Regions from separate parts of the Mus musculus genome. Here region 2 is linked to region 1. Evidence: chromatin loops called from intact Hi-C (ENCODE). Cell type or tissue: heart. All regions are shown on one strand. Links, peaks and the distances in the headings refer to the core of each region. The heading gives the core; the rest is flanking DNA.

Region 1 (15,284 bases), core at 3,398-11,397:
GAGCTAAAACCATCCAGTAGAAAAAAGACAGAATTTTCAACAAATGGTGCTGGCACAACTGGTGGTTATCATGTAGAAGAATGCTAATCGATCCATTCCTATCTCCTTGTACTAAGGTCAAATCTAAGTGGATTAAGGAACTCCACATAAAACCAGAGACACTGAAACTTATAGAGGAGAAAGTAGGGAAAAGCCTCGAACATATGGGCACAGGGGAAAAATTCCTGAATAGAACAGCAATGGCTTGTGCTGTAAGATCGAGAATTGACAAATGGGACCTCATAAAATTGCAAAGCTTCTGCAAGGCAAAAACACTGTCAATAAGACAAAAAGGCCACCAACAGATTGGGAAAGGATCTTTACCTATCCTAAATCAGATAGGGTCTAATATCCAATATATATAAAGAACTCAAGAAGGTGGACTCCAGAAAATCAGATAACCCCATTAAATAATGGGGCTCAGAGCTAAACAAAGAATTCTCACCTGAGGAATACCTGAAAAAATGTTCAACATCCTTAATCATCAGGGAAATGCAAATCAAAACAACCCTGAGATTCTACCTCACACCAGTCAGAATGGCTAAGATCAAAAATTCAGGTGACAGCAGATGCTGGCATGGATGTGGAGAAAGAGGAACACTCCTCCATTGTTGGTGGAATTGCAAGTTTGTACAATCACTCTGGAAATCAGTCTGGCGGTTCCTCAGAAAATTGGACATAGTACTACAGGAGGATCCCGCAATACCTCTCCTGGGCATATATCCAGAAGATATCCCAACCGGTAAGAAGGACACATGCTCCACTATGTTCATAGCAGCCTTATTTATAATAACCAGAAGCTGGAAAGAACCCAGATGCCCCTCAACAGAGGAATGGATACAGAAAATGTGGTACATTTACACAATGGAGTACTACTCAGCTATTAAAAAGAATGAATTTATGAAATTCCTAGGCAAATGGATGGACCTGGAGGGCATCATCCTGAGTGAGGTATCCCAATCACAAAAGAACTCACACAATATATACTCACTGATAAGTGGATATTAGCCCAGAAACTTAGAATACCCAAGATATAAGATACAATTTGCGAAACACATGAAACTCAAGAACGATGACCAAAGTGTGGACACTTCGCCCCTTCTTAGAATTGGGAACAAAACACCCATGGAAGGAGTTACAGAGACAAAGTTTGGAGCTGAGACGAAAGGACGGACCATCTAGAGATTGCCATATCTGGGGATCCATCCCATAATCAGCTTCCAAATGCTGACACCATTGCATACACTAGCAAGATTTTGCTGAAAGGACCCAGATATAGCTGTCCCTTGTGAGACTATGCCGGGGCCTAGCAAACACAGAAGTGGATGTTCACAGTCAGCTATTGGATGGATCACAGGGCCCCCAATGGAGGAGCTAGAGAAAGTACCCAAGGAGCTGGGGGGATCTGCAACCCTATAGGTGGACCAACAATATGAACTATCCAGTACCTCCCGGAGCTCGTGTCTCTAGCTGCATATGTATCAGAAGATGGCCTAGTCGGCCATCAGTGGAAAGAGAGGCCCATTGGTCGCGCAAACTTTATATGCCTCAGTACAGGGGAACGCCAGTGCCAAGAAGTGGGAGTGAATGGGTGGGGGAGTGGGTGGGGTACTTTGGGGATAACATTGGAAATGTAAATGAAATAAATACCTTATTAAAAAAACTTTTTTAAAAAATCAGTAAGTCTTTTATGTAGGGGGCAGTTCTAATGCTAGGTGTGGGGGGAAAGAGGGGAGTGGGAGAGAACCCTCGTCCCACCAGATTTCCGGTGCTCTGGGCGGGCAGACTGCGCATGCTTTGCACATGGCCCTAAGTGGGTGTCTGGCTGTGTTAAGCCACTAACCCCACATGGCAGGTGGTGTAAAAGGGGCATCCCATGCTGGATAGGCGAGGAGCTGAAAACAGAATAGGGGCCTTGGGGCGGTACTGGGCCCTGAGGATGAAGGGAGGAGAGGGCAGGGGAAGAGGGGGCGCTGGATGGTTCCCATGTGGGTGAGAGTCCTTGGTCAGGTCCGTGGCTGTAGCACAGGATGGCCTTCTGGTGGGAAGTTAGATGGCTCATTAGGAGAAAGCCCATCCCATCAATCAATCCCATCTCACCGTTCAAGCACAGAGGGCCTTAATGATCAGAGACAGCCTATGATTTTAGAGCTTTATTGTAGAAAGGCAGGGAGAAAGGAGAGAAGGTAGAAAGAGAGAGGCTGGCCATGGCCACATGGAGAGAGGGGGAAGGGAGAGAGAAGGAGGGCTAGAGAGTAAGAAAGGTGAGAGCTTAAGAGAGCGAGGAGGGGCCAAGCAGCCTCTCTTATAGTGGGCTGGGCTATCTTACTGTTGCCAGGTAACTGTGGGGAGGAACATACCTGGCTATAGTCAGGTAACTGTGGGGGTGGAGTCTAGCCAGAATGCCAGAAGCTTGGGACATTGTCTGCGTGATTGATAATCACGGAATTATGGACAGGCACCTGATTCTGGGAGTTGGGAATGTGGCTCGCCTTTCTGTCCCTTGTAGATTTCTCTATTGGGTCACCGGAGCAAGCCCCATTCAACCAAAATAGGCTGCCTATCACAGTCCCACAGCTAGAGTCATGTTCCCCAATTGGTTCTTGATCTGTCAGCAAGAAAGCCTTGAGCCAATTACTAGACTGAAGGTACAGGTGGGACTTCAGGGTCTCTGGTGGCAGGCAGGGACCAAGGGAGGAGAAAGGAGTTTGACATGCTTTGGAGAGAGGAGAACTGGGCAACCATGTGAGATATCAAAACTGAGTGGCCACACAGGCTGCTCCTACAGATGGGTGGTCAGGGGAGTTTAGCAACTGAAGTTCAGGGCAGAGAGACAGAGATAAAAAATTGGTAAGGGCACAATTTTCCAGGTGAGAGATAGTAGTGACCAGCAATTGTGCCAAGAAGGCAATTTGAAATTCAACAACTGTGTGTCTGTGTCTTTTGTCTGAGGATTCAAGGGAAGCCAGGTGGGGGCTGGTATCATGATCACTTCCCAGAGCAAAGGCGGGTAGAGCATACAACTACACGCTGAAATATTAACCTCCTATCAGTAGTGATAGATATTTTATACATTTTCAAAATAAAAAAAAAGAGGGGGAAAAACACTACTTTAAATCAAAAACAAAATTAAGATCTTTATCAAGTCGTCTGCATCCATATATTTAACAAAGGTTTTTTTCCCCCACACAATGAAGCAAATACTGTATTGTCCACTTCTTATTATTGACCCTGTGCAGAAGAGATACATAAGATATGAAACCTCAAAAAAAAAAAAACTACAGGCAACACTTTTATATACAAATGGACTGAGAGGGCTGGAGAGATGGCTCAAGGGTTAAGAACACCGACTGTTCTTCTGAAGATCTGAGTTCAAATCCCAGCAACCACATAGTGGCTCACAACCATCGGTAATGAGATCTGATGCCCTCTTCTGGAGCATCTGAAGACAGCTACGGTGTACATAGATATAATAATAAATCTTTAAGCTGGAGTGAGCAGAGATCCTGAATTCAAATTCCCAGCAACCACATGATGGCTCACAACCCTCAGTACGGCTACAGTGTGCTCATATACATTAAATAAATAAATAAATAAATAAATAAATAAATAAATAAATAAATTTTAAACAAATGGACTGAGAAAGAATTCAGAGAAACAACACCCAGAACGTCAAGTCTTTGAAGACAGAAATTGAGGAAGCTATCAGAAGATGGAGAGCTCTCCCATGCTCATGGGTGGGTAGGATTAACAGTAAAATGACTGTTCTACCAAAAACAAACTCCATTGACTGTCATCCCCATAAAATTCCAAGGCAGCTCTTCTCAGCAAGTTTTCTTTTTACAATCCAGGACTACTTGCCCGCCTAACAATCAGGACAAACCCCAAGGACCTAGCCACAGGCCATCTGATTCAGGCAAAGCCTTAGTGGAGACTAGATTCTATCTTCAGGTGACTCTAAGCTAACTCAAGTTGACAGTTAAAGCTAGCTGGGACTGTGTGTTTGTGTCGGTGTGTTTACATATGTGTGCATCTGTGCACATCCATGCATGCACCCATAAAGTGCAAAGGTCCAAGTCAGGTGTTGGCTTCTATTCCTCTCCACCTTGTTTTTTGAGGCAAGGCCTTTCATGGAATCTGAAGCTCATGGATTTCACTAGACTGGTTGGCTAGCAAGCCCCAGGTTCCTGCTGGCTCCACCTCCAGCACTGGTAACAGGTATGTGCCAGCACACCTAGCTTATCCTTGCATGTGCTTTGGCTCTGCACATCACCCTCTAAGAGTCTCTCCAGTCCCCTCACCTCTTCATCTGTAATGGAATCATTTGATTTTATTTGATAAAACTATTTGTACTTTTTCAGTATTGGGGATTAACCCGAGAGCCTTGCATATTCTAGGCAAACATTCTGCCACCGAACTGTATGGCCAGTACCTTTTATTTAAATCTTGCTTTTTATTTTGAGTCAGGTTCTCCCTAAATTGGAGTGCTGAATCTTCTGTGCAGCCCAGGCTGTAACTTGCTGTCTGTGGTCGTGGTTCCTGTAATTCTTTTACGGTGCTCTCTGTGCCATGTGCCACTCCTTAGGTTTTCAATAGAATATTGGTAAATCACTACAGTAAATTACTTTCTGGAATTTCCCGCTTATATCTAAAAGAGGAACAAAATTAGCAATTTTTATTTGTTTGCTTTCAAATTTTTGATCTCCCAATCTGAAAAACAAAGAAATTAGTTCACCAATATTCATACTTCCTATTACCTTTCTATTTCTGCTGCTTATTTTATTTATGTGTTATTTATTTTATGTGAGTGTAATAGGGCAGTGAGCATACAGACCTTGGGGAGGTCAGAGAACAACTTCAGTATGTTCTTTTCTCTACCATTCCAGGAATTGATCTCATGTCATCCAGTTTGGTGACAAATGCCTTTACCCACAGAGACATCCAACTGTCCTTACCATCACCTCCCCTGCCCCTGCCCCCCGCCATTTAAAAAAGGCAGGATCTTGTGTATGGAAAGCTGGCCTGGAAGTTCATATGCAATAGAGGATGAACTTGAATTTCTAATCCCCCTGCTTCCACATCTTGGAGCGTGTGCTTCTACGCTCAGTTTTATGTGGTGCTGGCTATCGAACTCAGGGCTTTATGCACACTGAATGACGGGCGCTCTGCCAATTAAAACACATTCCTAATATTTATATTTTTATATTCCATTATTATATTCACTCAATTTAAGTCTTATTTCTTTATTAAGTAGATTATATACTGATCTTCAGTCTTTTAATAATGTATTTATTAAATTATGTCTATTGAACACATGTTGGAATGCCCATTTATTGTTTTTTAAGTTTTTTAATTATTGTTTAAAGATTTCATTTTTGTTATTTTTAACTCTGTGCAGGTTTATATGTCTGTTTGTGATATATGCACAGGAGTGTGGGGGCCTGAGGAGACCTGAGGTATCAGATTTCCCTGGGGCCAGAGTTACAGATAGTTGTGAGCTACTCTGATGTGGGTTCTGGGAACCAAGCTCGGGTTCTCTTCAAGAGCAGCACATGATCTTCAGCACTGAGCAGGATCTCCAGTGCCTCACATTCATTTATTGCTTTTATGACTTTCTTTATTGTGTTTATTTGAGCCCAGCTAACTTCTGAGTGCTGGGATTACAGACCTTTGCCGCCATACTCAGCCTTTATCACATATCTCTGTTAGGTGTTTGAGAAGGAATAGGGTTCAAGGAAGAGGGGGAGATGGATCGACCTTCATGCGAGGGGTTTATTAGAGAGCAGGACAGAGTGGTGGGAGTGGAGGAAAGGGTTCAACCTACAGAAGGAGCAAAGTTAGGTTCGTTTGTTCATTTGTTTTGTTTTGTTTCGTTTGAGACAGGGTCTCACAATGTAGCCCTGGCTGAGTTATGTAACCATAACTCACTCTGTAGACCAGGCTGGCCTCAAACAAAGACCTGCCTGCCTCTGCCTCCTAAGTGCTGGGATTGAAGGTGTGCACCACTGTTCCTGGCTCCATATGTTCATGTATTTCTGACTGAAGTAAGTGTCAGAAAGGTCCTAGGGACTTGCGTAGGCATCAGGGAGAACAATGGACCTTGAAGGGCTACAAAAACCCGGCAACTCTTCCTGTAGCCCTTCTTCACTTTGGGGTTATTATTTGGAAATGCTGGGTGCTGGTGAAGGGGTATGAGGGCACTTGGCTCTCAGAGCTGTTCGAGGAGAAAGCCTTCTGGAGGATCTGAGGTGCCTTACAGTTGCTTTCCTCCACCACCTCATTTCCTTTTCCTTTTGGAAGTGCTTGGGACTGAACCCAGGATCCATTGCACAAGGCTTCTGTTCTCACAGAGCCGAATGAAGCCTGTTTTCTGTAATCCTATTTAGCCTGTTCTGAGACTTGTTAGGACTTTATACAAGTCAAAAAGTAACAGGGTACATACCACGGACTGCTGTGGTTCCACCTGTCTCATTCCTGTAGGGAGGGAAACTGGCTACAGTTCACTTCAGTACCACATCATGGGCTGGAGACAGGTCCTAAGTGTCTACCTGTGCTCTATGTAGCAGCTCAGGGGCTCCACACATACCGTGACGGCACCAACGGTGAAGTAGGACCTGATAGTTGGGTCTGAGTGAGTCTGCAGGGCTTGCACAACATCAATGACATCTGTGTAGCTAAAGGAAGAAAGCACATGGTTAGCTTCCTGGTTGGGGCTAGAGAATAGGGAAAAGGGGAGCACCGAGTGCTGAAGAGAGACCCAAAGCAGAAGGGAGACCCATAGAGTCCCTTGTGTTACCCCATTTTGTGATTAGAGCCCCTAGAATCCACAGTGTGTTTCTGCATTCCCAAGTTCTTTCCTTTCCCCTCAGAGGAAGAGTTGGGTCCGAGAGCCAACCTACTCTGGAGATAAGAACCTAGTGACTGGGCTCTGAAGGCAGGACAGGGTTTTCTAGTGTAACCCAGGAGCTCTGCCAGATTCTGTTTTCTTTAGTTCTTTCCCCTTCTCCTCCCATTTCACAAGGTCATCAGATCCGTCAAATACCATTTCTATTCCATCTTCTGCCTGGAACTCCCTCCAATCTTGATTTACATAACCATTCTGATGTCTTCACTTAGGAGTGACTATGTTTGTAATCCAAACCCTCAAGCCGGTTCCTCCCAAGTTCCTGTTATTCTAAGCCCAGGGGACTTTTACACTTTCAGTTGCTGGGCCAAAAGATCTGGGTCCTCTTTGATTCCATTTTCTCTTAGTCTTCAGCATAAACCTGAAAGAGATTACTGCTCACACTCCCATTGGGTCCAGACTGCTATTGTCCTTTACCTAGGACACCCCAATGGTCTCCCAGCTGCGCCCCCTTTTGTCCTGCCCCAGTGCAAACTGTTCTCAACAGGGAGGCTAGAGGGCTATGCTAAGCCCTCTGAGATATCCAGTTACTGCTCTGCTCAAACCCTCTCATGGTTTCTATCTCAGAGCAGAAGCTGAGGCCCTTACAGTGGGCCAGGCAGCCCTGCACCCTCTGACCTCTCAAGTGCAAGGGAGAGTTTCGTGATCCCAGCCTGTCCCCTGATCCCAGCACCTGGTCTCCTGGATCCTCTCTAAACATGCCAGCCATACTGCTACTCTGTCTCCTCAGGCGGGAATGCTCTTTTCTTCTGGCAATCACCTGGCTGGCTTCCTTCTGGTTTCTGCTCACGTGTCAATTTGTTGGGGTCTATGGTGCTGGGGATCAAACTCAGAGTGTTGCACGTGCCAGCTGAGTGTCCCACCTCTGGGCTCCATTGAGTGGCATTTTATGGAGACATCTTGTGCCTTTATAGACACTGCAGTCATGGTGATGCTCCGTGTCCCCTGTATCTCCCTCCCACAGGTTTCTCTGAATGCACTGACTGTCAGCCACAGCCTCTCCTTGCTGATTTGTCTTCTTCCTGTGCTTCTTTGGCCCCATCTTTCCTCACTTAGTTCTCTGCAATAAGATGTTTGTTCAGTGTTACAGTCTCTGAAGCCTAAAAGCAATACAGATCAATAAACTGGACATTCAACCTCCAGCGGACCTTGGGGCTGCTCTCATCCCACAGAGGACAGCACTGTCCCACAGGACTATTATCAAAAGGTCTGAGTCCATGGAGAGACATCTGACCTGATAGCAGTCTGGCAGGTCAGGTGAACCTGTGCCTGTGTGGGTTTTAGGGAGACCAGTGGGGGCGGGGGGGCGGGTGCAGCCTGCCAGAGCTATGTCCTGAGCTCCTAAGAACAACTCACCTGTAGAAAGGCCTTGGCTTCATCCCAGATTAGGACATCCTCCTTGGTCCTGCCCAATCATCAGAGCCTCAGGGAGAACAGGCTATGCTAAGTTCTAGAGATTCCCCACGGGAGCCTGACTGTTCAAGTGTTATTTACTTATTTTTCATTTTATAGAGGCTCTCGCTGTGTAGCCGTAGGTGATATGGAACTTACTATGTAGACCAGATTGGCCTCAAACTTGTAGGAATCTTCCTGCTTTAGACTCAAAAGTACTATATTACACTATTTCTGGTTTACTCAAGAGACTGCTGAGTGAGTCCTAGGCTCTGCTCCCTGGCTTCTCTCCCAGGCACGCCTGTGTCTATTTCTAGCACAGTGCTTGGGTGGGCCTGGGTGCAGGAGAGCACCACACACTTGCTTAGTGGATTGACACTTGCATACTGTATTAATCAGGGTTCTCTAGAGTCACAGAACTTATGAGTAGTCTCGATATAGTAAGGGAATTTGTTGATGACTTACAGTCTGTAGTCCAACTCCCAACAACAGTCAGCAGCAGCTGTGAATGGAAGTCCAAGGATCTAGCAGTTGCTCATTTGAAAGGCAAGATGGCAGAGAAGAGAGAGTAAATCTTTCTCCTTCCAATGTCCTTATGTAGGTCTCCAGCAGAAGGTGTGGCCCAGATTAAAGGTGTGCGCCACCATGCCTTTAATCCCAAATGACCTTGAGCTCAGAGATCTCCCTGTCTTAATCTTCTGGAATTCATAGCTACTATGCCTCAAGATCTCCAAGCCAAGATCCAGGTCAGAAACTTGTATCTCCCTGCCACCAGATTAGGATCACTGGTGAGCCTTCCAGTTCTGGATTGTAGTCAACTTGACTAAGTTGACAACGAGGAATAGTCACTACACACACTGTCCTAAAGCAATCTGTGGAAATGTTAACCAGACTTACCTTGTTTCTCAGCATTAACACTTCCCCTCTTCTGAAAACAAGGGCTTCATGGGCTGGCTGTGCAGCTGAGATGCTCAAGTGCTTGCCTAGCATGCACAAAGCTGTGGGTTGGATCCTCAGCACCACGCAGAGCATCGTCTCAGCATAATCATTATGCTGCTATAAGCACAACTCATTCCTGGCATGCAGGAAAGCACTTCAAATGCACTGAAATGACCCTTTGTGAGCTAGACCCTGTCATCTCTCAGTCATAATGCCTCTGAATCTGACCCACTTGGGTGATAGCAAATATTATACAAGTTGTAAGAACCCTGCACCAGCCTAAAGCCACAGAGAATCTGCTGCTGAGCATGCAGTACAGCACTATAGTGTCCTGGGCTGCTGTTACATTAGGACCATGGCCTTCCAGTCATCTGATTTTACAGTATGTCCTGGACCTTTCCCTATGCAGCTCCTGCTGCCCCGCTGCATTCGCCTTCTGTTACAGATCTCCTCCTCAGGAAGCAATAGTTTTTATTCATTTTGAGACCAGTCTCACTATGTAGCTTCACCTAGCCCAGAACTCACTGTGGAGACCAAGCTGACCTCAGACTCACAGGAATCTGCCTCTCCCTGTCTCCTCAGGGCTGATATTAAAGATGTGTATCACCACCCCTGGCTAGGAATATTTTATTTTCAAAACAGCTTTAAAATCTGAAGTTGCTGGGCAGCTAGAGGAGTTCCTTTATACTACCTGACCCTACACAGCTTTTCCTATTAGTAATGTCTTATTAATGTAATGCATTTTGTTACAATGAATGGACCAACATTAGTTTATAGTTTTCATTACAGTCCAGTCTTTTATCTTTTTATTTTTAGAGACTAGGTGTTGCATAATTCTGTCTGGGGTACCCAAGGGAGCCCTGGAACTTCTGATTCTTCTGTCTGTGTCTTCCACATGCTGGGATTTCATTTGGGTGATGTTACACTGGATTATAAGTGATGAGGATCAAGTCTCAAGCCTCTTAACTGCTAGGCAAGCATTCTTCCACCTGAGCTACATCCCTCAGCCTGCCTCCCTGCCCAGTATGGATCTCGCTGTGTTGCCCAGGCTACCTGAAAACTCTTGGACTGAAATGAACCTCTTCTTTGAGTTTCCCAAGTGGTTTGATTTTAGTAGTGGACCACTAAGCCTAGCAAGGATTCACTCACTATGCTGTGTTTTCTATGATCCACATGTCATGAACCAGACATTATAGTGTCATATAGAATAGTTTACTTGCCTTAAAATCCCTCTGTTCCCTACGTAGCATCTTTCCCTCTGCTCTTGCTGACTATTGACCTCTTTATCATCTTTACAGTTCTTCCTTTTTCCCAGTGTTGGCTAGGTGTGGTCAGACACCTTCACATCTGCCTTCTTCCTTTCAAGGATTTTAGAGCCACCCCTCTCTCCCCGCAACCCCCCGTCTCTTTCTCTGTTTGAGTGCTTGCGTATGTATGTGCATGTGTGTTTGACTGAGTGTATCTGAGTGTGTGCATGTATGTATGCGAGTGTGTATATGTGTGCACGTGTGTGTGTGTGCACTGTATGTGTGTGCATGTGTGTGTGTATATGTGTGCATGTGTGTGTGTGTGTGCTAGAGATCAGTGTTGACTGTCTCCCTCTGTTGTTTTCTACCTTACTTCTCTTTGCCCATCTATTTTTTGAAACAGACCAAGTCCCTCACCAAGCCAGGCCAGAGCTCACTAATTTGCCTAGGCTAGCTGCCTGGTAGCTCAGGGGTCTGCCTGCCCCCATTTCCCCAGCACTTGGATAGCAGGCAAGCACTGCTACACCTTTCTTTTAAAAAGAGACTTATTTATTTGTGTGTTTTTGCCTGCATGTATACCTGATGCTCACAGAGATCAGGAGAGGGCGTTAGATCCCTAGGAAATGTCGTACATGGGTGTTAATCTGAGACCTCTGCAAGAGCAGCCAGTGCTCTTAATTGCTGAGCCATCTCTGCAGCCCCTGTGTCTGGCTTTTTTCTTTTTTCTTTCTTTCTTTTTTTTTTTTTTTTTTTTTTTTTACATAGGTGCTAGAGATCCTAACCCAGGCCTTCACGCTTGCATGATAATCACATTACTAACCTAGCCATTACTCCAGCTACCCGCCCCCCCCCCCCCCCGGGGCACTCTTTTTCATTGCTTAGTAATATTCCACAGGGCAACTGTCCTTAAAATTGTTTATCCATTCGTTAATTGGAGTGGACTAAAACTAGTAGGCTGACTAAAGTCTATAATTCACGTTGAGTTTTTGTTGTTTTTGTTTTGTTTTGTTTTGTTTTGGGATAGGGTTTCATATAGCTCAAACTGGCCTTGAATTTCTTATGTGGCCAAGCATGACCCACCAGTGACTGGTTGCTTCCAGTTTTTTTTTTTAATAAAATTCATATGCTGGATTTTATGTGGACTTGAGGTTTCACCTCTGTTGGATACATATCCAGTGTGGCTGATAGATGTTATAGTTGGACTATGTTCAGTTTTGTAAGAAACTATCAAGCCAGATTTAGTGACTTAAGTCTATCTCAACAACTTGATAAATGGAGACAGGAGGTCTGTAAGAAGTCCATAACCTGTGAGTTTCAGGCAAGCTTGGCTAAAAAGTGAGATCTTCTCTCAAAATACCAACCAACCAGCCAATCAGAGTTCTTTTTTTTTTGAGTAACAGTTCTTTACTACATTTGTATTTTGTAACTATATTCTTCCGGACTGTAACTCTGCAGCTTGATTCTGCAGTCTCCTCTGTCTGTCTGTCTATCTGTCTGTCTGTCTGTCTGTCTGCCTTTCTCTCTCTCTCTCTCTCTCTCTCTCTCTCTCTCTCTCTCTCTCTCTCACACACACACACACACACACACACACACACACATGGTCTCACTGTGTCTCCCTAGCTGATTTGGAACTCAGAGATCTGCCTGCCACTGCCTCTGAGGTGCTGAGATTAAAAGTGTAAGCAATTAGTTCTTACCAGATGGTTTGGTGGCCTTGGCATCGAGAAGAAGACTGGAAAACATAATCTCACCTTTTTAACCTCCGCAGTTCAGGAGGAAATGCTAGAAAGCCTGGGAATGCTGCTGAGTGCCTGCCCAGTGCATCAGCTCACGGAGAACGCCCACTGGACCAGTGGGGTAATCATGATTTTATATGGAATGTATGGTGAAAAAAACCCAAAGTTCGACCAGTGCAAAATGGGACAAAATGAAAAGTGGAACTTCCTTCCTCCTGGGGTCAGATATTCTGGAAGGTTTTTTAAAAAAATTTAGAGAAAGATTTATTATATATTTTTAATTTACAATTATTTTTATTATTTTAAAGTGTGTATGTTTATGTATTTGTGTGTGCATGTATATATGTGTTTATGTATTTGTGTGTGTGAGTGTGCATGTGTGTATATTTATATATTTGTGTGTGTAGGAGAGTGTATGTATTTGTGTGTGGGGGAGAGTGTATGCATTTGTGTGGGGGAGTGTGTTTATGTATTTGTGTGTGTGAGTGTGCATGTGTGTGTATTTATATATTTGTGTGTGTGTGAGAGTGTATGAATTTGTGTGTGGGAGTGTGTTTATGTATTTGTGTGTGTGAGTGTGCATGTGTGTGTATTTATATATTTGTGTGTGTGTGAGAGTGTATGCATTTGTGTGTGGGAGTGTGTTTATGTATTTGGGGGCGGGTGTATATGCATTTGTGTGTGTGTGTGTTTAGCTGTGTGCACTTGAGTGAAGATGCCAGCAGAGAACAGAGGAGTCAGTTATGTCTGGGCCTGGACATTATACATTCTTAGCTCATCCAATAGAGCAGGACGCATAGGAGTGGGCCAGTGATCCCAGGTATAAAATGATGGGCTGTGGCTGTCCCAAGGGTGGGCCACGACGACATCTGCAAATGAGGGAAGCCCTGAGTGGTGAGCACTGGGTCTGGATGGAAGCTCTGGGGTTGGCAGTGAGCGCCAGTTCATCTCCTCCCATGTGCTGTACAGGTGGAGTAGGGACTAGAGTTTTTGTTTGGGGAAAGTATTATTGTTGTTGTTGTTATTGTTATTAATTACTTTGCTTATTTCACTGCTTTTAGGCAGGGTCTCATTCTATAGCTCTGGCTTGTCTTGCACACACAGAGATCCACTTCATTTGCCTCCGAAGTGCTGGAAGGAAAGGCCAGGAGTTCTTTCAGAGTCAGGCTTGTATTGGAGACTGTTTTCTCTCTGGTCTCTATCATGGCCTGCTCTCCTCATTATTCCCTGACAGAGCAAAGAATCCAATCTTGGGAAGGTTAGATGTTGTCAGGAGCTTCTTCAAGCTGATGGGGGATGTGTTGGCTCCACTTATTGTCTGTTATTCTAGTAGGGGCTCCATGGAGGAGCCATAGAAAGACACCCATAGTTAGGATGGCCTCGGTAGGCATTTTGTGTGGCTGGTAAATGAGGTTTGTGTTGAGGTGTCGGGGGAAGCCTCATTGAAGCATCATTTGGGGACAGAACTGTTGAACCCAGTGTGATGTCACGGGGAGGCCCTCAGGTGAATGTGTCTGTCTCAGAAGGGCTGGGCAGAAGAGAAAGGAGAAAGAAAGCCAAGAACATGGGATAGGAATTGAGCAAAGAAAGAGGCCGGGCACGGTAGTGCAGCCCGTAGATCCTAGCACTCAAGAGAGAGAAGCAAGATCGCTGTGAGTTTGAGGCCAGCCTGGTCTACATAGTGAGCTCCAAGATAATCAGTACTACAAAGAGATCCTGTCTTAATTAGTAAATAAATTAATAAAATAAAAAAAAACCCACCACCACAACAAAAGAAATCAGTGCTTTTCTCTCCGTCATTCAGGCTAAACATGCTGGGTCCATCAACTCTGGGGGCAGCAGGCTTCTGTAAGAACAAGGAGCCTTTAGATCCCATCAGAGCTGCTGGGTCAGGCATGGGGCAGACAGAGGGAATGCCCAGGGTAGACTCCTCATCACTCAGGAAGCACTGTGGCTAGAGAGAGCTGATCAGAGAGGTCTCGAGGCCCTCCAAGGGGCTTTCTGATGACTCCCAGCACACAGAGCGACTGCCCAGGGTCTCTATTGGAGGAAAGAAGAGGAGAACTGAGACTTCTCCACCTATGACATTGATGTGGCAATCGGATGTGAGGATTAGTGAAAGAATGGTTCTTTGGATTACAGTAGAAAGAAAATAAGGCTTTTTAGTAACTGCAGAGAGAGCAGTGGGCATAGTCACACTTTCCTTCCTTCCATTTGTCCTCCTCCTCCTCCTCTTCCTCCTCCTTCTCTCTCTCTCTTTCTTCTTTCCTTCCTTCCTTTCTTCCATTCTTCCTTCCTCCCTCCCTCCTCCCTTCCTTTCTCCCTTCCTTTCTTCCTTGAGACAGGTCTCTCTCTGTGACCCTGGCTGTCCTGGAACTTGTATGTACACCAGACTGGCCTCAAATGCAGGGATTCGCCTGTCTCTGCCTCCCTAGTTCTGGGATTAAAGGCATGCACCACCACGTCTAGTTCTCTAGTTCTCTTCTATTTCTTCCTGTGATAAAAACCAGGCGTCTCCAAGCCTGTTTGCCGTGCACACATTCTCAAGCCTGGGTGCTGTGTAAGTGAAGAATGGGCCCACTACTGGGTTTAGCCAGTATCCCTTCCTGCCTTCTTAGCCTCCTCTCCATCTCTCTCTCTTCCTGCCTTCCCCCTTTTTCTTTTATTCCTTTTGGGCTCTGAGATGTACTCAGCTACTGAGCTACACTCCCAGGCTTCCCCTCCTGGTACCTTTCTTTGATGAATTGCTCTCTCAAGGCAATTATGTGATTTCAGTTTGTTGTAAGTTTCTCCTTAAAGATGAGCTTGCAACTGAGTCCTGGCAGCTTACCTTCACAGTGGCTCATCTGAGGGCTGATGGAGACAGTGGAGACAAAGATAATTGGATAATTAATTGGAGCCCTTGTAGCTTTTAGCTTTAGGGAAGGCTTAATCCCGGGACTGGGTGATATATTTAAGGACCCAGGGTCACAGTGTCTCTCTTCTGCCTTTAGTCTTGTATTTATCCGGGCTTCTCCCAGTGGGAGC
Region 2 (15,284 bases), core at 3,356-11,355, 370 kb after region 1:
GTCTGAAGACTTCTCTCAGGCTGTGTCTCTCCCTTCCTGCTGGGCAGTCCTGCCTGCCACCTGCTTGTGCATGCAGTCCACCTGGGAAACTAGACGTAGCCTTTAAAGCATCCTTCAGGCGTCCTCTGTCCCTCAGGCACCACTGCCTTCTGGTCCTGTCACTAGAGAGGAGCATGCTCGTGCAGCCTGCAGTGTTCCTGACACCGCTTCCAGGCTTCCTACTTGTGGAAGGTCATAGTCTCTGAGGACAGGAACCCAGAGAGGCATTTCTGGATCTGAAAAACACTAAACAGAATTGCTTTCCGGTGTCATTTTGAAGCAAACTTGTTTGTGATGATTTTTTCTCTGCACAGACAGTGTCAATTTTCAGCAGTCATCAGATCCCATGTGGATTCCATATCCTGTTATTGCTTTAAAGTGTTCTTTGTTTAAATTCTGTTTTGTTTAGGTCTTCTCTCCCTGGCAACAGCAGGATAACTCAGGGCTTTCTTTAAAAGTGATCCAGGAGGATGGATTATCTGCGGAACAAAAGAGATTGTAAGTGGCTGTCCCCAGTGTTTGTGCTGAATTCCCTAAGCTTTGTGGGTGTGCTTTCTCTGCAGGGTGACTCAACATTATGTAACAGAGGGGTCCTGGCTTCTGAAAGGGCCTATAGTCATGTCACTGCTGCGAGGTGGTAGGTGTGCTGAGGAAACAGAGCGACAGGCAGATGAAGTCCAAGCTGAGGATGTGGCTCAGTTGGGAAAGCACCTGCCTAGCATGCATAAGTGGCATAGTGGCACATTCCTGTCATCCCAGTACTTGAGAGGTAGAGGCGGGAAGATCAGAAGCTCAAGGTCATACTCAGCTATGTAACCAGTTGGAGGCTAGCCTAGGGTACATCATACTCAGCTATGTAACCAGTTGGAGGCTAGCCTAGGGTACTTGAGACCCTGGAAAAGAGTAGAGGGGGAGGAGGAAATCCAGTGATGTCTTTTCGAGGTTTCTGATGCTGTGATAACACCATGACCAAGTCAGTTTACAGAAGGAAAGATTTATTTGGGATTACAATTCTAGAGGGATAAGCGTCCCCAGTGGTGGAGTTGGGCAGCAGGTGGCTAGAACACCAGCTCAGAGCTCACACTTTAAAGTACAGACACGAAGCAGAGAGGGCGATGACACACCTCCTCGAGCAAGACCACTTTCATTATTCTCCCCAACAGCCACCAAATGGGGACTTAGTATTCAGATGCCCAAGACTTTTAGGCGACATCTCTTTCAAACCACTATAACTCAGAATTAAAACCTAAGACCTTGTCAAAAACAAACAAAACAACCAAGGCCAGCCTTGAGTCGGGCAGGCCAGTTGCACTGGCACCAGGCTTTAAGTCAGTACAGTACGACTCTGGCTTGGAGGCCTCAGAACCAGCTGTGTACAGAGCGTTTGCTGCGGGAGGTGCAGTGCTAACCTCAGCCCTTGCTGATCTAGGCACTCCAATGCACAGAAGCTCTTCAGTGCGCTGAGCCCTCCTGCCCAGGACTGGAGCTCCCCAAAACTGCTCTCAGGCAAACTTCCTGAGCTGGACCGGTGAGTTGTATGCATCTGGCTCTAGATGTTTACTGTTTGTGCTTTTGAAATGTAGTTGGATCAACCTCAGTGTTGATCCTTTCTGAGCTTTTATTCCAGCTTCTTACAGAAGCCTGGAGAGGGTAGTCACCTGCCACATACACTTACATATCACAGAAAGAGTAACTCTCTAAGGGTTACGTTTTAGCACTTAGGCAAGACTTTACTAATGTGAGTGGACATGTCAAGCAAGGCTAGTGACAGTGATGTGTCAGTTGTCTCTGTTTTTCTAGGTTTCTCCAGCATTTTGCCATCGGCAGCATTGGTCAGGAGCCTGTGATGCGAGCCCATCTTGTGGGCCTGCTGCAGCAACCTGAGATGAGCCCTGCTCACGAAGTAGAGAGTGACAAGGTGAGGAGTTGACCAAGTGTGTGCTGATTTACAGTGGATACTCTGCAGGCCTGTGTCAGTCACCAGGGCACGGGGGAGCCCTTCCATAAGTGTGTCCCCTCCCTGGATATTCGAGCACCATGTGTGTGTGCAGTGCCCTTGGAAACCAGAAACCTCTGTGACTGGAGTTATAACTCACGTGGGCTCTGATGCGGGTGCCAGGAATCAAACCCAGTTGTTCTGGAAGAACAGCCAGTGCTCTGAACCACTGGCCCATTTCTCTAGCCCTGGGTGTAGGCTTCTTAAGAGTCACCCAGCCAGGTACTTTTATTTAAAGCTCAATATATAAGTATATTGTAGCTGTCTTCAGACACACCAGAAGAGGGCGTCAGATCTCATTATCTCTTTACTGGTAGTTGTGAGCGACCATATAGTTGCTGGGAATTGAACTCAGGACCTCTGGAAGAATAGTCAGGTTCTTAACTGCTGAGCCATCTCTCCAGCCCAAAACTTTTTGAAAAGAGAAAGAAAAACATCCAGGAGACAGGCCTCCCCCGGGCTTTGTTGTTGTAATAACCGTTCTCCTGGGAGTGCAGGATTCTTGTCCTCAGCTACTCGTCCTTGCTCAGTAAATTCTGCAGCTGGCCTTAGAATATCTACCTGAGGGAAAGCTGCTGGCATGCTGTGCTGGTGGAACGCGCCTCTCTTCCTCTAGCAAAGGCTGTGAGAGCTTATCATGCAGGGGAGGCCTGACTCAGCACAGGCAGCCCCCAGGAACACCTGAGCATAACTCCCCTGCTCACCCCACACCAACAGCGCTGGGACAGTTTGTTCCCAGACTGCCTTTCTGTTCTCTAAGAAATGTGTTACAAAACAGTCTCCCCGCATGTCTTCCTTACCAGGAGCAAGTTAGGCTCTCCAAACGCTCTAGATCTGAAGTGGAACAGGGACAGATGCTGTGGGAAAACTTGGTTATTTTTTACATAAATAAATGTTACAAATCCTCACACTTACCCTGGAAGGTCAGTAGGTGTCTTAGCTTGGTCTCTAGTGCTGTGATAAAACACCAGGACCAAAAATAATCAGCTTTCAGCTCTCAGGTCCCACTCCACTGAGGGAAGTCAGAGCAGGAACCTGAAGGCAAGAGTGATACAGAGGCCATGGAGGGGTGCTGCTTAATGGCTTGTTCCTCATGGCTTGCTCAGCCTGCTTTCTTATAGAACCCAGGACCACCTGCCCAGAATTGGCACCTCCCCAGTAGCTGGGCCTTCTATCAATTTGCAGTTAAGAAAATGTCCCATAGATTTGCCTACCCGCCAATCTGATGGAGACATTTTTTCAATTGAGACACCGCTACCCATTTGACCCTCGCTCCTGTCAAGCTGAGAGAAAACTACCGGGGACCTCAGACTTTGCCATTCGCTCTGAACTCCGAGCAGTGGTGCTGAAGCTCACACCCACAAAGCCTTGCTCTGGGCCTGGGTTTCTTTGTCCCCAGCTGAGTTAGAAACCCACATGGCTTTCTTTCCTGTAGGTTGTCATCAGCATTGTAACTGGTCTCCCAGGCTGTCATGCCAGCAAGCTCTGTGCTTTCCTGATCACTCTGCATAAGGAGTATGGCAGGTTAGTAATGGGGTCTACATTTGCTTTGGGGAAAGAGAGCCTGTCCTGGGCCTGCCCTGGTGATGGGAAACATTAGACTTCTACTGGCATTTAGTATGACGCTATTGACACAGCTGGCATCCACTATCTCTTCATTTAGTAGACTGTGTTTACAGGTTAACCAGATCCTCACACCTAGGGTTTTGTCCTGAAAGCTTTCTTTTTATTTGGGGGATAGAATTTTATTACTTTGGGATAGCCTTGAACTTGCTGTAGCTGTGGCTGAAGGTGACCTTGGATTCTTGATCTTTCTGCTTGTATCTTCCAAACATCCAATTTGTGTATGCGTCTCTTATCCTCCCTCCCTCCCTACCTACCTCCCTCCCTCCCTCCCTCTCTCCTTTTCCTTCTCTTCCCTCCCCCTCCATTCTTCTCCCTCTTTTCCCTCTCCTGCTCCCTGTTCCCAGCCTTGCCTCTGTGTCTCTGAGATGATAACCAGAGTGACCTCAGATTGACTGACAGTCCTCTGCTGACTCAGCTTCTGAATGCTGGCATTATTGGCACATGCCACCATTCCTGGTTATTTTAGAATAACTCTAAAGCAGTCTGAATTCTTGCCTTCCCTCTCTGTTTTTCTGTGGTCCCACAGTAGCTCTCTCCATAGTCATTGGCAGCATGTCTTTGAGACTACGGGTTACATTTACATCTGTGACAGGGCTTCTCAGGACCGGGCCATATGTAGCCTTATGCTTAGATTACCTTTGCTGCTTCCAGATGGATGGTATACCGGCAAATCATGGACAGCTCTGAATGTTTCCATGCTGCCCACTTCCAAAAATACCTTTCCAGTGCCCTGGAGGCCCAACAGAACCGTTCTGCCCGCCAGTCAGCTTACATCCGCAAGAAGACCAGGCTGCTGGTGGTACTACAAGGGTGAGTGTTGGAGACCTGGGAACAGAAGTGAGGATGGGGACTTCGTCATTGTTGTTACTTTCTGTGTGCCCTAATGCTATGGACATTCCTCAGAAAGACCAGGATGCTGTTGCCATATTGTGGCTAAGGGTAACTGATAGCTACATGTTTCTATGTTAGCTTCCATATTGTAGTATCACCAAGAGGTGAGGAATTAGGGGGTCTGGTAAAGGTTCTCTAGTAATCTTAGAGTGATAGTACTGTTTAGCCTTGCCATCTAGACACCAAAGCCTCATCAGTTCTACTCCTCCCTCTTCTGGAATTGTAGACCTAGCACCTGCATAGTCTGTAAACACCATACCCGTTTGCCAGTAACTACCCCAGAAGACTTTCATGAGACCCACAGTGAAAATGTGCAGGGTATTGTTGAGCAGGGAGTTTCTGCTTTCTAACTTAGGTCCTAAGTTCCTAGTAAGTACCGTTCTTATCAGAGTAAATGTGTATCTCCTGTCTCTGTCTCTGTCTCTCTGTGTGTCTCTGTGTGTGTGTGTGTGTGTGTGTGTGTGTGTGTGTGTGTGTGCTCTATAGATGGATGTGTATATATGTGTATCCCTGTGTGGTCACCCATGGAGCCAGAAGAGGATATAGAATGACTTCTCATCTTATGTCCGTGCAATATGTCTGACTTACTCCTTTGAGTCAGGGTCTTTCACTGAAAGTGGAGCTAGGCTGACAGCCTCCTGTCTGTCTCTCACAGCAATGGGGGTACCGGCGAGCACAGCCGTGTCTTTTTTTCTTTTTCTAGCCTGGGTGTGGGGACCCAGCCTTCATCCCCCATGCTTGCACAGCAAATGCTTCACCACTGAGCCGATTTGGCAGAGTATCTACTGCTGCCCCAGAGAACTCCTGTTTACCACCCTTCTGTGGAGGAGTGCCTTACAGGGCCTTTATCACCCGGATTCAGGAGAACAGAACAGGGCTGGGCTTGTTTCTAGTGTTATGGTTGTAAAGAAGCTTTGTGCTATTCTCACAATAATTGGTGTTTGCAGCAGGCTGGTTGTTTCCAGTAAAGACTAGGCCCAGATCCAAAGTTCTGTTTGGGCTCCTGGTTGTAATGATGGGACCAGGAAGGAGCTAGCTCGGTGTTCGTGAGAAGGGAGGCAGGTGTGAATGTGCATCCTCGGGGCTTTCCTGTACTCAGGGACCTTGTTGCAGCCTGACCCCACATGCAGCGTCCTTCTGCCAGCCCTTTAGACCATGTGATCAACAGAGGGGGAATTGGCTTGTTTTCTGTTGCTTGTACCAGTCAGAGGAATGGTCAATCCAGCATCCTACTTCCTGCCCTTGCCTGAATTGAGAGTCACTGGGACTGGGGACCTGGGAATGAATTGCCAGCTTGTCAGTATACACGGATAAAGTCGCTTCCATTATCTTATTTCAGAGAATATTATTGATTCCTTATCTGGCTCTTCATGTTTGTAAAAATGTTGGACATGTGCCTGCTTCTGGTCTGCTTTTAGACCCAGGATTCACCTAGTCACACCACAGGATATGTAGGGCATCAGTGGATACCCTAATGGGCTCCGTCAGGGTAACAGCTATGTGCAGCCATGATGGTACACACTTACAAATCCAGGACTTGGGAGGTAGAATCAGGAAGGTCAACCTTTGGCTATATAATGAGTTCAAGGCCAGGCTGGACTATATGAGATTAGCAGCTAAGTGCTGTAGCTCTTTACTAAGGCATGTACAGATTCGACCCATTTTTTTTTTTAATTCAAAAGATAACATATAGTTACCTGCTTCATAGCCTGTAAGACTCCTTGACACTAGGCATTATTGAGGTTGTTGGTTAAGGAAGATGGCAGGGGTTCCTCACATCAAGAATTTTCTCCCTCAAACCTGTTGTCCTCCTGCTTCAGTCTACAGAATGCTAGGATTGCAGATTCAACATAACACTTGGCTTGTTTCTCAAGTCCAGCTTTTGTTTGTTTTGTTGTTGTTTAAAGATTTATTTATTTATTTATTTATTTATTATACATAAGTACACTGTAGCTGTCTTTAGACACACCAGAAGAGGGCATCAGATCCCTTTACAGATGGTTGTGAGCCACCATGTGGTTGCTGGGAATTGAACTCTGGACCTCTGGAAGAGCCGTCAGTGCTCTTAACCACTGAGCCATCACTCCAGCCCCCTGCTTCTTTTTTTATCAGTATATCTCTGATTTTTTTTTGAGGATTTTTTTTAATGTGTATGAGTGTTTTGCTTCTGTGTATGTATGTATAACATGTGCGTGCAATGTCCAAATGGGGACCAGAAGAGGCATCAGACTGCCCTAGAACTGGAGTTAGAGACTATTCATTGTGAGCCACCATGTAGGTGTCAGGACTGAAGCTGAGTCTTTTGTAAGAGCAGCAAGTGCTCTTAACCTCAGAGCTGTCTCTCCAGTCTGGTTTTTGGGTTTTTTATGTGTAAATATCTATATACGTCATGTGTATGCTGTTGTTCATGAGGCCAGGGAGGGCATTAGATCCTCTGGAGCTAGAGTTACAAGAGGCTGAGCTACCCGGGTGAGCTCTGAGTCTCACACTCAGAACCTCTGGAAGAACAACAGCAAGTGCTCCCGATGGCTGAGCTCGCTCTCCAGCCCCTCCCCCTCCCCCTCCCCCTCCCCCTCCCCCATCACGAGTGCTGCTTTGATCTTTGGAGAAAACTTTATGATATAGGATGGGGCTTTCTTTGCTTTCCAGAGTGGCTGCTTCCACTCAGCTTCCTACCATCTCAGAGGCTGTGGCAACTGTTTCAAAAATGAAAGTAAAGGGTTTTAATTTGTTTCTGTTTCATTTTTGAGACAGGGCCTCATTTCTTGAGAGCCAACCTCAAATGTAGCGGAGGATAACTTTGAATCTGTGATCTACATCCCAAATGCAGGGACTGTAGGTATGGGTCACTAGGCCCAGTTTACTGCAGGGAATTGACATGTTGCTTGTATTCTAGCAGCCACGCCCCAGCTCCTAGAGTGCTCTTGTACTTTGAAGAGTCAGATGTATAGTTGCCAAGCTTTTAGGGATATGGTAGGCGATAGTGAAATAGACGTGGTTATAAAAGGGATCTTCTTTTTTGGAAGTTTAACCATCTTGGCATAAAATAAATACATCTAAGACGAAACAAACAAAAACAGACTGGCCTTGTTCCATAGCCTTAGCTGACCAGGCACGCATTTCCTAACCTATGCTGGCCTTGAACTCACTGAAGTCCTTTCCCTTCAGAAATCCTTTATTTTCAAATGTGTTGCTGTCTCAGGTTCCCTGAACTTATACCATGCACATGGTATACACACATCAATGGAAGCAGTGTCTGGGGTCCTGCACTCAGGCCCATACAAGCACTGCATTGGATATTGGTGCACATAGGTCCAAGGACAGAAGCCAGGGAGCAGGAGCCTGCTAGGACTCACTCAGCTTTCTTTTTTTTTTTAATTTTTATTTATTTATTACATGTAAGTACACTGTAGCTGTCTTCAGACACTCCAGAAGAGGGCGTCAGATCTCGTTACAGATGGTTGTGAGCCACCATGTGGTTGCTGGGATTTGAACTCTGGACCTTCGGAAGAGCAGTCGGGTGAGCCACTGAGCCATCTCACCAGCCCATCACTCAGCTTTCTTGAGCAAGCCAACCATAGTGCAAGCCAGGCATACTGACACGGGCTGGTAATCCTTACACTTTGGAGGCTGAAGCAGGATTCCACAAGTTCAAGGCCAGCATGTTCTAGATAGCAAGTTCCAAGCCACCATTGGGCTACATAGCAGAGCCTCTATAAAATGAAAAATAAGTAAATAACACTTGAACAGCCAGGATCCCGTGGGGAAACTCTAGAATTTAGCACAGCCTGTTCTCCCTGAGGCTCTGATGATTGGGCAGGACCGAGGAGGATGTCCTAATCTGGAATGAAGCCAAGGCCTTTCTACAGGTGAGTTGTTCCTAGGAGCTCAGGACATAGCTCTGGCAGGCTGCGCCCGCTCCCCCGCCCCCACTGGTCTTCCTAAGACCCACACAGGCACAGGTTCACCTGACCTGCCAGACTGCCCTCAGGTCTGATGTCTCTCCATGGACTCAGACCTTTTGATAATAGTCCTGTGGGACAGTGCTGTCCTCTGTGGGATGAGAGCAGCCCCAAGGTCCGCTGGAGGTTGAATGTCCAGTTTATTGATCTGTATTGCTTTAGGCTTCAGAGACTGTAACACTGAACAAACACCTTATTGCAGAGAACTAAATGAGGAATGATGGGGCCAAAGAAGCACAGGAAGAAGACAAATCAGCAAGGAGAGGCTGTGGCTGACAGTCAGTGCATTCAGAGAAACCTGTGGGAGGGAGATACAGGGTACACGGAGCATCACCATGACTGCAGTGTCTATAAAGGCACAAAACGTCTCCATAAAAATGCCACTCAATGGAGCCCAGAGGTGGGGCACTCAGCTGGCACGTGCAACACTCTGAGTTTGATCCCCAGCACCATAGACCCCCAACAAATTGACACGTGACCAGAAACCAGAAGGAAGCCAGCCAGGTGTTTGCCAGAAGAAAAGAGCATTCCCACCCGAGGGGACAGAGTAGAAGTATGGCTGGCATATTCAGAGAGAATCCAGAAGGCCAGGTGCTGAGACCAGGGGACAGGCTGGGATCACGAAACTCTCCCTTGCACTTGAGAGGTCAGAGGGTGCAGGGCTGCCTGGCCCACTGTAAGGGCCTCAGCTTCTGCTCTGAGATGGAAACCACAAGAGGGTTTGAGCAGAGCAGTAACTGGATCGCTCAGAGGGCTTAGCATAGCCCTCTAGCCTCCCTGTTGAGAACAGTTTGCACTGGGGCAGGACAAAAGGGGGCGCAGCTGGGAGACCATTGGGGTGTCCTAGGTAAAGGACAGTAGCAGTCTGGACCCAGTGGGAGTGTGAGCAGTAATCTCTTTCAGGTTTATGCTGAAGACTAAGAGAAAATGGAATCAAAGAGGACCCAGATCTTTTGGCCCAGCATCTGAAAGTGTAAAAGTCCCCTGGGCTTAGAATAACAGGAACTTGGGAGGAACCGGCTTGAGGGTTTGGATTACAAACATATTCACTCCTAAGTGAAGACATCAAACTGGTTCTGTAAATCAAGATTGGAGGGAGTTCCAGGCAGAAGATGGAATAGAAATGGTATTTGACGGATCTGATGACCTTGTGAAATGGGAGGAGAAGGGGAAAGAACTAAAGAAAACAGAATCTGGCAGAGCTCCTGGGTTACACTAGAAAACCCTGTCCTGCCTTCAGAGCCCAGTCACTAGGTTCTTATCTCCAGAGTAGGTTGGCTCTCGGACCCAACTCTTCCTCTGAGGGGAACGGAAAGAACTTGGGAATGCAGAAACACACTGTGGATTCTAGGGCTCTAACCACAAAATGGGGTAACACAAGGGACTCTATGAGTCTCCCTTCTGCTTTGGGTCTCTCTTCAGCCCTCACTCAGCGCTCGGTGCTCCCCTCTTCCCTATTCTGTAGCCCCAACTAGGAAGCTAACTGTGTGTGTGTGCTTTCTTCCTTAGCTACACAGACGTCATTGATGTTGTGCAAGCCCTGCAGACTCACCCAGACCCAAACGTCAGGTCCTACTTCACCATTGGTGCCGTCACGGTGTGTGTGGAGCCCTTGAGCTGCTACATGGAGCACAGGTAGACACTTAGGATCGTCTCCATCCCATGATGTGGTACTGAAGTAAACTGTAGCAAGTTTCCCTCCCTTCCGGAATGAGACAGGTCTTTTCGCATGTTTGGCTTGTGGAACCACATATTGAATGAGATTATGGAAGACAGGCTTTATTCATCCCCATGAGAACAGGAGCCATGTCTTTTCAGTGCTTAGTGCATAGTTAGTATTCATGAAGGATCTATGGAAGTGGATTTTGCCAAGTGTGTGTAATGGATCTTGGGTTCAGTCCCAAGCAATGCAAATAAGGAAAGAAGGGACAGAAAGAGGGAAGGAGGAAGCGAATGAGGGAGGGAGGGAGGAAAATACATAATGTGAGAAAAGCTAAATGGGGTGGTTAAAGGTCTATAATCCCAGAACTCAGGAGGCAGAGATGGGAGGATCACTAGTTAGAAGCCAACTTAGGCTATAATGAGACTCTGTCTCAAAGAAAGAAATACTGACTAAGTAGGTGCTCAGGGCCAACCTGGGCTCCACCAGAGTGTGAGATCCTGGCTCAAAAGCGCAAAACAAACAAGCAGACAATAAATGAGTGTGTCTGCATATGAGTGTACCACAGACATAGTTTAATAAGACATGAATGGGGATAAGTATGTAGTTACTTAAATACAGAAGCCAGTCTAGGGACAAGAAACCCTTTCTCAAACAACAACAAAAAAAAGAAACATCAGTGTCTTCTGGTTGGATGAAGAAGGAAGCCACTGACACAGTGGCCCACACCTTTAATCCCAGCACTTGAGAGACAGAGGCAGGCAGGTCTCTGTGAGTTTGAGGCCAGCCTGGTCTACAGAGCTAGTTCCAGAACAGCCAGAGCTACACAAAGAACTCTGTCTCAAAAAAACTGAAGGAAAAAATAAAAGAAAGCCACCATATTAATTGGAAGGACAAGAATAAGATATGAGAAATTTCATTCCATTTTTTAAGAAATCATGCATGCATATGTGGTGGATTGAATTAGAATGCCACCCATAGACACATCTTTTTGTATGCCTGGTCCCCAGTTGATGGAACTATTTGGGAAGGATTAGGAGGTGTGGCTTTGCTGGAGGGGGTGTGTCACTGACTTTGAGGTTCCAAAAGACTGCTATGAGTGCTCTCTCGACCCCCTGCCTCCTGCTTTTGGATCAACATGTGAGCTCTCAGCTGTTCCGGCCACCATGCCTTTCCTCCTCCTCTAGCCAAACCATGTGCCAAACACTTCCTTTTATGAGATGCCTTGGATTATCACAGGAATAGAAAGTAACTAAGACAGCATGTTAAGTCCATGTGATCTACATACTTATCTCCTCCAGCTTTTCCATCAGCAATTTACTGACCCCTACTGGCCCCTTCCCATGTCAGAGGCTTCATGTTCAGCCTTGTGACAGGATATGATGCCATGTGGAAAATCTTGGTGAATTGCCAGGGGCTGCTATGAGAAAGGAGACAGATCTCATAAAGGGCCTAAGTGATTGAACTCCAAAATCACAGGCACTTAAGGACATAGACACTTCTAACACCCCACAATGAAGTCAGAGCCTCTGGTGTAGCTAGCTGTCTTTCTTTGTTCCTGGTCTTTTGGACCTGCTTTTAGCACACAGGAGTTCCTCCTAGAATCTTAAGGAATAAACCATGAGAGAGTCACAGCCTAAAATAGGACTCACCAAATTTGGTTCATATGGTATGTAAGCAGCTATTGCATATACTCCTGAGCCTCACACTAGCTGACGTGGGAGCGTTAGAGCTCTGTGGACCCAGACAGCCTAGACCTGGCCTCAGGCCCAGTGTGTGGAAGGCCTGGGGCAGGATGCTCAGTCTCCTTTCCTGACCTCAGCCTAAGCTTCTCATCTGCTAATGTATAGTCAGATAAGTCAGAGTCTACTCTTTTCATCGGCCAGTGGATAACAACAAAGCCAGGCCTACCTGCTTGTGTGGTGCCCATCCTTAGTGGGACTTGATACAAGGCAGCTGTTCTCATCAGTGGTAGGTCCCCTCTCTAAGAGGAATATTATAACATTAGAATTTTAATTTGTTTCTTATTTTAGTTTAATTAATTAATTAATTAATTATTGAGGCAGGGTTCTACTGTGTAGCCTAGGTTGTAGGTTAGGCAGAGATCCACCTGCCTCTGCCACCTGAGTGCTGGGATTAAAGGTTTGCGCCACCGTTCCAGGTCTGTATTTTGGGAGTGTGATTTTTTTTTTCCTTCTGCATACTGAAGAGATAAAGATCAGCTCCATCTTGTTTGGTTTTCGTCTGTATCAGTGTTTTGGAAATGGGCTCTGGAAGCCCTACTGGCCTCAGTCTTGATTTGAAAGGGAAGAGCCCCTGCCCCAGCTTCCTAAGTACTTCCTGTTCCAGGCATGTGCCACCAGGCCTGGTTTGAACTCTCACTTGGATCCTCACCCTCCCCACCTCTGTCCAGTCAGTCTTCTTCCTGCTTCTGTTCTTTTTTAGACTTGAGAGGAGGATTGGCCTGAGGCTATAGTTCAGTTACAGAGTACTTTACCAGAAAGCAGAGTGCCCTGAATTTGATTGTTCCAACACTTTGTTGGGGAAAAGGTTAAAGAGGAACTGAGGTCATAGCTTGCACATAAAGGAATGCAGAAAAGCATGACAAGACCAGCCCTGGTAGCACATGCCTGTAGTCCTAGCGCCTAGGACACAGAGACAGGAGGCTCTCTATGAATTCAGGGCCAGCCTAGTCTACAGAGTGAGCTCTAAGATAGCCAGGACTACACAGTGAGACCCTCAAAAACAGGAACAGCAGTGATGACAACAAAAAAGAAAAAGTAGAGAAGCACAGTAGGGCCAGCAAGATGGTGCACAGTAGGGCTGGCAGGATGACTCAGCAGGGAAAGGCACATGTGCATGTATGTGCACACTGACACACAAAGCACTAAGTAAATTTACAGAACAGAGGCATGGAACCTTGGACCCTTGGTCCTAGTAGAGTCCCATGGCTTAACCCTTATCATTTCCCTTCACATTTCCTGTTACTCAAGAAGGTATCTTTTTCTTTTTTTTAAAGATTTACTTTTATTTTATGTTTATGGGTGTTTTGCCTACATTTAAGTATGTGTACCACATGCATGCAGTGCCTGTTGAAGCCAGAAGAGGGTGTTGGATCCCCTGGAACTAGAGTTAACATATGCCTGTGAGCTGCCATGTGGGTGCTGGGAATCAAACCTGGGTCCTCTGGAAGAGCAACCAGTGTCTCCTTATCCGCTAAGCCATCTCTCCAGCCCCAACAATATATTTTTCTAAAAGACCAGCTTGGACCGAGGTTGTAATTCAGCAACTCAATGACATATGCTTCACTGGCCCCCAGAAGTGACAAAGATGAAGCTTCTCTCTGTTCCCTGTGATCTGAAGAGCTCTCAGAGCTCCCATATCCTCCCTGCCATGTGCCATGTAGGAATTTCTATGGAACACAAGCTTCAGTGCCTGTATGACTATCTTAGATGCTTACAGGGTACTCATTGCTCAGTACCACCTGGTACCTACACTCTCTCCCAGATTCATGCTTTTGTGGGAAATAATGATCACTGAAATAAATGGTTTTGAAATACTTTTTTTTTTCTCTTTAGATTTCTCTTTCCTAAATGTCTTGACCAGTGTTCACAAGGTAAGCGATATATTCGACTTCCTGGTTCTATGCCATCACAATCTGATCAGATACAGTAGGCTTTCCTTCATGCTGTTGCCTTTCTGAAATCTACAGCATGTGGAATGGTTCCAGGGAAAGCTCCGGCGACTTCCTTGTATCCTGCTGGGTAGACATACATGCTCCACAGCTTCTCATTTAACGCACTAAAGCTCCTCCAGCAGCGGCAGCAGCAGCACTCCTGCCCTGGCCTTGCTGCTCCACGGACAGCAAACGGAACCTCTAAATCAGCAAGATCCCTAAGGGTCCTGGAGATCCAGAATAAATTATAACTTCCCTGCAGTGCTGCTGAGATGCTCAGTGCTCTCCTGGGGATGAGAGTAACAGCAATGTGCCTGGAAGTGGGGGGGATAGGACATGTACCTCAGTGGGGGTGCTGACTGGGGATATGTTTGTTGGAGTTGAGCTTTCTGAATCAGCCCAGCAAGCAAATATCTGATAGAAGAAAACAACTTGGTGTCTCCAGCATACTTGTGCCCTGCTGGTCCCATTACCAGTCCACAGGGACAGCAAAAACTGTTGTCTTGGCAGACAGCTGAGCTAGCTGCGTAGGTAGGAGGCTAAGGAGGAAGAGTGTTCTTGTTGGACTTGGTAGACCAGGTAGAGGCAGTCGCCCTCTGCTTTTTTGAGACAGAGTCTCATGTAGTCCCACCTGGCTTCAAATTACTGTGTAGCCCAAGTTAGCCTTGGACTCCTGATCCTCCTGTTTCTACCTCCCACGTGCCGAGAGTAGTATAAACCATCGTGCCTGCCTTCGACAGCAGATTGAAATGAAGGTCGTCTGGGTCTATCCATAATGTCTAATCCAGGTAGATTCAGGATTTGTTGGGTTTGGTGGTTGTGGGTTTTCAAGTCAGAGTAGCCCTGGCGGTCCTAGAACTCACTGTAGACCAGGCTGACCTCAAACTTAGAGATCTACCTGTCTCTGCCTCCCAAGTGCTGAGATTGAAGGTATACACCACCATGCCTGGCAGATTCAGTTAGTAGGACCTATTGACAAACTAGTTGTAGGGCATAAATTGGAAAAGAGATATTCAGGATGCCTCTGCTTTCTAGTTTAGAGGATATGGAAAAGCTGGAGATGGCTGTACTTGGCTGGAAAGCACAAGCGAGAACAGTGAACAGGAGATAAGAAGGGAGGCTTTCTGGTCCTTGGTTCTGGACTTGAAAACCATGATCAAAAGGCACAGACAAGATATTTGATGTCCAGATGTGGAGTTGAAAAGGTTAGAAGACCAGAGATGTGAAGGATATTGGAAAATCCTGGAAGCTGAAAAGATGAAACAAGAAGAAACAGTACTTCAGATATCAAGGACAGGAGAAATCAGTTATGTTTAATGTTGCAGAGTCCTCAAGGGATGGTCAATTTAACAACAACAACAACAAAAACCCATTATCTTTGCAAGTGTGAAGGGCACTGGTAACCTCACCAGGAATATCTGAGTAGACAGGTCA

The links. Hi-C counts contacts between places; a loop is a spot of excess contacts. Peaks named below come from ENCODE experiments on the same cell type or tissue, not always from the same donor. Only the 100,000 strongest peaks of a DNase experiment are listed, where the experiment ranks them.
Region 2: it touches region 1 in a loop (25-fold over the local background); 5 of 42 quality-filtered maps call a loop at or near these places.

Annotation. Positions count from the first base shown.
Region 1 is chr2:131,097,575-131,112,858 of GRCm38, reverse strand. Gm30378 (a long non-coding RNA gene) reads right to left here and starts at 9,429. Exons shown (of 3, transcript XR_374981.4): 1 at 9,233-9,429; 2 at 6,626-6,713; 3 at 4,464-4,687. In heart, for the core only: a CTCF peak has its summit at 7,397 (motif pointing left); a DNase peak (open chromatin) is centred at 8,638.
Region 2 is chr2:130,725,654-130,740,937 of GRCm38, reverse strand. 4930402H24Rik (RIKEN cDNA 4930402H24 gene) reads left to right here. Exons shown (of 37, transcript NM_029432.2): 23 at 449-537; 24 at 1,469-1,567; 25 at 1,840-1,957; 26 at 3,471-3,559; 27 at 4,313-4,471; 28 at 10,024-10,149; 29 at 13,753-13,790. Among named protein-coding and RNA genes, the nearest start is that of Slc4a11, 36 kb to the right of the region's middle. In heart, for the core only: no CTCF peak of the experiment used is centred there; no DNase peak of the experiment used is centred there.